Linked DNA regions of Homo sapiens: region 1 is linked to region 2. The links are chromatin contacts, found by Hi-C or POLR2A ChIA-PET in ENCODE. All regions are on one chromosome and are shown on one strand. Each heading gives the region's core, a stretch centred on a gene start or an enhancer-like site at or near the end of the contact. The rest is flanking DNA. Distances are from core to core; before and after follow the strand shown.

Region 1 (2,869 bases), core at 358-2,857, 38 kb after region 2:
GCACCTTCTGGAATCTCCACCCAGTTTACAGCCCCCCAGTAGCTATTTGCCACCAGACTTTGTAGAGTCTCACCCAGAAAGTGAGAAGCTTAGCATTTGTCCAAAGACTTTATAGTACCCATATGCAGATTTCTGGACCTGTTTCTCTGTGCAGCTTTCTCTTCATTAGCCTGACCTACAAATTCCAACCACCTCAACCACCCTGAACTGTGATCTCTGCCTCCTCAGAACAGTAAAGCAACCATTATCAACTTGGGCTCCATTTTGCTGTGCCGCCAGGAAAAAAGACAAGGTGACCAAGGGTTTCATCTCATGTGTTTCCCTTTTCCCAGGGATCAAAGTTCAACACTGGGTGAATTTCAACGTCTGAAAACAGTTGCTCCATATATTTTGTCCAGTTTTACAGCTATTTATGGCAAGAGGGCTGGTACTAGTAACTTCATCAAAGCCAGAAGCAGAAGTCCTTCACACTGGATACTTTTGCTCATCATCTCCTGTTTGAAATTCTCCCTGGTTTTTAGAACTCTAATCTTGATTTTCCTCCTAAATTTCTTATTATTCTTTCACTACCTTCTCCTCCTCTTTATCCTTTAACCATGCTTCCCATGCCTAAATTATATTCATTCTTTAAAATCCAAACTTTCTCCATAAAGCTTATCCAGTCTGCTACGCTGGAATTTATGCCAGGTATAAGTATATATGAACATACTTAACACTTTATTGGCACTGCTTCAGACAGCACTTTGCACTTTCTGCCTTTTGAACGATCATGTCACTTCCATATTGTAAACTCTTTGAAGACACGGACAATGTCTAATTTATCATTGTTTCTTCCTCAGAGCTTAACACAGTATTCCTCTATTCACCTTTAATTCTGATATGGTGCTACTGGTGGTTGCCCAACAACGAGAGGAAACGACATTTGCTGACTACACCCCACGCACTCTGCTAGATGCTTTGCACATGTTATCTTGCTTAATTCTTGAGAATGATACTGAAAAGTAAACACAACCAAATGACAACAAAGCCAGTGGCTCTGACTGAGATCACACATGCTCAACTGCTGGAATTTCAGTTCTTTGAATCTCTTCCTTTCTCCTGGGAAAATGTGACACTTTTGAGGACCTCCTTGCTGTCCCTTGCTTGTCACTGCCATCATTGCCCCCTTCTCAGATCCCTCTGGCTTCAGCCTGGTAAGAGGCTGCTTCCCATCTTAGTACCTCCCTAAGAAGTTTTTCTTGTGGCATCACCACCACTGCTGCTTCCACCTATCCCCACCGCCACCACCACTGCCATTGTTTCTGCAGTGCTGCAGCCACTGGTACAGGGCTGCTCCAGGCCAGGCAGTTTCTCACTGAAGCCTGGCCTGCATTAAAGAGTCCTCTTTTGCTGCTTCTCTTCTGGGTTCTCCAGAGATAGCCCTGCCTCTCCTGCCTCCTACCACCTCTGTCTGCAGAGCCATGGGGAAGCCCTGGAGGAGTCACACTACCAGAACACTCGGGGCCTCTGCCTGCCTTTGTCTCCTGGAGTCAGATCTGCTTCTCCTTCAGCCAGATTTTCTCACTATCCATAGCTACCAGTCAGTGGATTGATGTCCCCCTGGTGGTGGATCTCATTGAACACGGACTCAGTAAATTGTTAAGTGTTTGCTAAGAACTTTTTATGTGTATGGAATCCTATTAATTGTCAAGAAATAAGTTAAAAAAAAACCCCAACAACCAAATTAATAATTTAAAAACAAACATTTTGTTTGATAAGAGTTCCTTGCTTTAAAAAAGTTGAAATATATTAGACTATATAGATGTTCTTTATCTTTTTGTTTGTTCATTTGTTTGAAATGGAGTTTCACTCTTGTTGCCCAAGCTGGAGTGCAATGGTGTGGTCTCAGCTCACTGCAACCTCCGCCTCCTGGGTTCAAGCGATGCTCCTGCCTCAGCTTCCTGAGTTGCTGAGATTACAGGTATGCGCCACCAGGCTAATTTTTTGTATTTTTAGTAGAAACGGGTTTTCACCATGTTAGCCAGGCTGGTCTCGAACTCCTGACCTCAGGTGATCCACCCACCTCGGGCCTCCCAAAGTGCTGAGAATACAGGCATAAGCCACTGCACCCGGCTGATGTTCTTTAAAGTTCATCTATCTATCTATCTATCTATCTATCTATCTATCTATCTATCTATCTATCCATCTATCTATCCATCCATCTATCTATCTACTAAGCCCATGAAGGTACCAGGTTCTGTTCCCAGTACTTGGAATACAAGATAGACAAGATGCCTGCTATCATGGAGCTTCCAATAAACACACAAACTAACATCACCTACTGATAAGTACAATATTGGACAGTGGTAAGTGATGAGAAGAAAATAAAGCAGGAAGATGGGATAGGAAATAGTGGCAGGAAAACATGAGATAGGGAGATGAGGGAAGATCTCTAAGGTGACCTCTGGGCTAAGTGGCAGGTGATGATGGGGGAAAAGGTCAGTCTAGGGAGGGAGAACTTCAGTATTGCTGCAATGTAACGATCCAGGAGGTGAATCACAGGGGATGCGGTCAGACAGACAGACTAGCCCAGATCAGGTAGGGCTTACAAGTCCACAGTAAAGAGTTTGGATTTTATTATAAATACAGGGAAAGGATTGGAAGGTTTCAAACAGACTGGCATGCTGTGATGATATTGCTCAAAGATCGCTTTGGCTGCAGCGTAGGCTGCATTGTAGGGAAGCAAGAGCATAAGACCTCAAGACTCCAAGACCCATTAGGAGCTGTCATAACCTAAGTAAGAGATGATGGCTCTATAACTCCACGAAATAAATGTGTGTTTTATTAGATCATGCCCTCTGTTGATAGCCCACTGTACAGGATACTGGAT
Region 2 (2,829 bases), core at 214-2,713:
ATGAGGCATTTCCAATGTGAAGTGAATACAGACAAAATAGAAAAAAAATTCTTAAATCTCCAGAAATGAAAGAAACCACTAGCTTCTTGCAATGCCACTGGATGCCAATAGCAACGGAGTCTTGAGCCTGGGCTCTTAACTGGCAATGAGAAGAATCCCAGGCCAGATGGCATTTTAAAATCCAATCTCACTCTATTTGTCTCTCCCCACTAACCTACATTGCACTTAAAGCAATCAGCCATTTCACAAGCTGCAGTATTTCAAAGTAGTTACAACCCTTGAGAACAGAAAAACTCTCTTAATTGCTGTGAGTTTAAAAATATAGAGAATAAAAATTATGGAATTTGTGAAACAACCATCTCTAATTAAACACGCTCGCTAGCACACACACCCAACACCGCACAGAGTACAGCTTTTCAAACCTAGCCCATTCATGCACACATTTAGCACAGCTCACCAACAAAACACTTTTCCTTCCATTCATTCACTTACTAGTCCCGTTCTTTGGGACTCACTCGCCACCACTGAAAACTAACTTGAGAAGCCCCAGGTCTGTGGGCACCGACACCCCGTTAATTCATCCAGCTTGTCCTGCTCCGAGCGCCAGGCAGGACTTGGGGGCTTCGGTGTCACGACTGGCGCTGCCCCCTGGAGGGACGCCCAGCCTCCACCCGCCCTACCGGAGCGGCACCCCTCGCGGCCCTCGCTCCCTGGGAAACACTCAGAGTTGCACTGTCGTCGCTGCCGTTTAATTTTCACAAATAAAAATGCCCGTGAGACGGAATCCCCCGCCCACCCACCTGCCCGAGACCGTACAACCACATTGAATCGGATCCTCCAGAAGGCTGCCGGCAGCCGGGAGGTGTGAACAATGAACTTCTCTCTGACTCTCTGACACACACACACACACACACACTCGCCCCCCGACGGGAAGTTGTGAACTACTAGCCCGAGGGCCAATGGCGCGACTCCCCAGGCAACACGGCGGCCGGCGGCGGGGGAGGGCCTGGCGCGCGCCCCGGCCGCGCCCCTCGAGTCGGCAGTTACCTCCTTCCTCCGGCTCGGCGCCCCGGGTCGGGTGATGAGGGCCGTCTCCTCGCACACCACGGCCACGTCCTCCACGAAGACGCAGTCCGGAAGGCTCTCGTCGGCCGGCAGCTCCACCACCTGCAGCCCCAGCTTGCTGCCCAGCACGCCCACGTAGAGCTGGTGCTGCCGTTCCGCGCGGGCGACGTCCACCTCCTCGCCCTTGGCGCTTCTCAGCGCGTGCTGGCCGAGCGACTCGGGTAGCGCCCGCACCACGGCGTGGGTGGCCCGGCCGAAGGCGGCGGGGTGGCCGAGCCCGGCCATGGCTTCGGGAGGCTTAGGGGCGGCGGCGGCGGCGGAGGCGGCCGGGTCCTGCCGCGGGCAGCGCGCGCTGAGCCTGCGAGCGCCCGTCGGCTCCTCTTGGCAGCCGCTGAATGTGGTGCAGAAGGAGCCCAGCTCGCGCCCGGAGCCCTGCCCGCGCGACTGAGCATGCCCAGAGCTCCGGGCGCCGGCCCGCGCGCATCCCGCGCGCCCACTCCGGCGCTCGCGGGTCTCGCGCCAGCCCAGGCGGGAGTTGTAGCGGCGAGCGCCGGGCGAGGAGTGGGGCCAGGAGAGGCGGCCGGGGAAGCAGCGAGGGCAAGAAGTATGCGGAGGCGGGGGACCTCGGCGAAAAGCCACCGCTACCCGGACCTGGCGGTACCTGTGTTCTGTCGCAGGTGCACACCTCCCATCGTCCCCAGCGCGGACTTGGAGAGCCGGCCTCGGTCTGGACAGAGCAGCTGGAGGGCTTCCTGGTCTTTACCTGAACAGTTTAAACCTTGCGTGCTTACAAAGTCTAGCCCACTTTTGAAGAGCTATAATGGTTTACAGATTCTTCATGTTGAGCTTAAATCCCACGGGTCCCAGTTCTGTTTTCTGGCCTTACCTAAAGTACAAGTTTTTCTTGTTTTGTGTGTGTTCGCGTGTGTGTGTGTTTTCACAAAACAGCATTTGCATATCTGAAAACAGTTCTAATTATCTATGCTGCCTAACACCATCCTCTACCCCCCACCCTAAACCCCCTCCAGTCCTGGAGCCCAAACCACTGAAAAGTAACTAGTGATTTGGTTTCCAAGTCCCTTCAACATTCTGGTCAGCTTCCTTTTGATACACACCAATTTGCTTGTATCCTTTTAAAATCATAGTATCCGGAAAATAAACAATTCTTCCTGTGTGGTCTGACCAGCACAGACTACAGCAGCACCCTTGTTCCAGATGCTGGGCCTCTATGAACACTGCCTAAGCCTGTATTCACTTTTTTGGTGGTCTAGGGCCAAGGCCCAGGCTACAGCCTTCTTGCCAGAACTCTGATCCCAGCTTTTAGGAAACTCTGGATTTCTAGGAGCAGGTCTCTCTGAGCATCCTAGAATGGTTGCCCCAACTGAGCCCAGAGATGTGATCTGCCTTCTCTCCCCTCCCACAAGGGTGGTGTGAATTTATAAATGAGCTTCAAAATTCTCAGCTTCACATTTGAGGAGTTTTTTTTGTTTTTTGTTGTTGTTTTGTTTTGACGGAGTTTCACTCTTGTTGCCCAGGCTGGAGTGCAGTGGCACGATCTCGGCTTACTTCAACTGCTGCCTCCCCAGTTCAAGCAATTCTCCTGCCTCAGCCTCCTGAGTAGCTGGGACTACAGGTGCACGCCACCACTCGCGGCTAATTTGTATTTTTAGCAGAGACAGGGTTTCACCATGTTGGCTAGGCTGGTCTCGAACTCCTGACCTCAGGTGATCCACCCGCCTCCACCTCCCAAAGTGCTGGGATTAC

Evidence for each region. A loop is a pair of places that touch in the nucleus more often than their neighbours do. ChIA-PET counts read pairs that join two places held with the same protein, here RNA polymerase II (POLR2A). Pooled maps may share reads with other maps.
Region 1: a map of heart right ventricle shows a loop between it and region 2 (2.6-fold over the local background). The contact joins the enhancer-like site here to the promoter of DDAH1 in region 2. A Hi-C loop is called at or near these places in 3 of 168 maps with a recorded cell type or tissue (Right ventricle myocardium superior, heart right ventricle and posterior vena cava) and 2 of 50 pooled maps. POLR2A ChIA-PET finds 5 or more read pairs at or near these places in 6 of 52 experiments (A549, HCT116, HEK293T and 3 more).

The regions. Positions count from the first base shown.
Region 1 is chr1:85,501,388-85,504,256 of GRCh38, forward strand. It overlaps a transcript of DDAH1 not described here. Among named protein-coding and RNA genes, the nearest start is that of DDAH1, 38 kb to the left of the region's middle. Within about 2 kb of position 1,608, at least 3 of the 41 ENCODE cell types and tissues checked have a DNase peak (open chromatin) inside an H3K27ac peak, as active enhancers do.
Region 2 is chr1:85,463,696-85,466,524 of GRCh38, forward strand. DDAH1 (dimethylarginine dimethylaminohydrolase 1) reads right to left here and starts at 1,464. Exons shown (of 6, transcript NM_012137.4): 1 at 1,048-1,464. The coding sequence starts at 1,350. RefSeq lists silencers at 873-1,072, 1,313-1,722.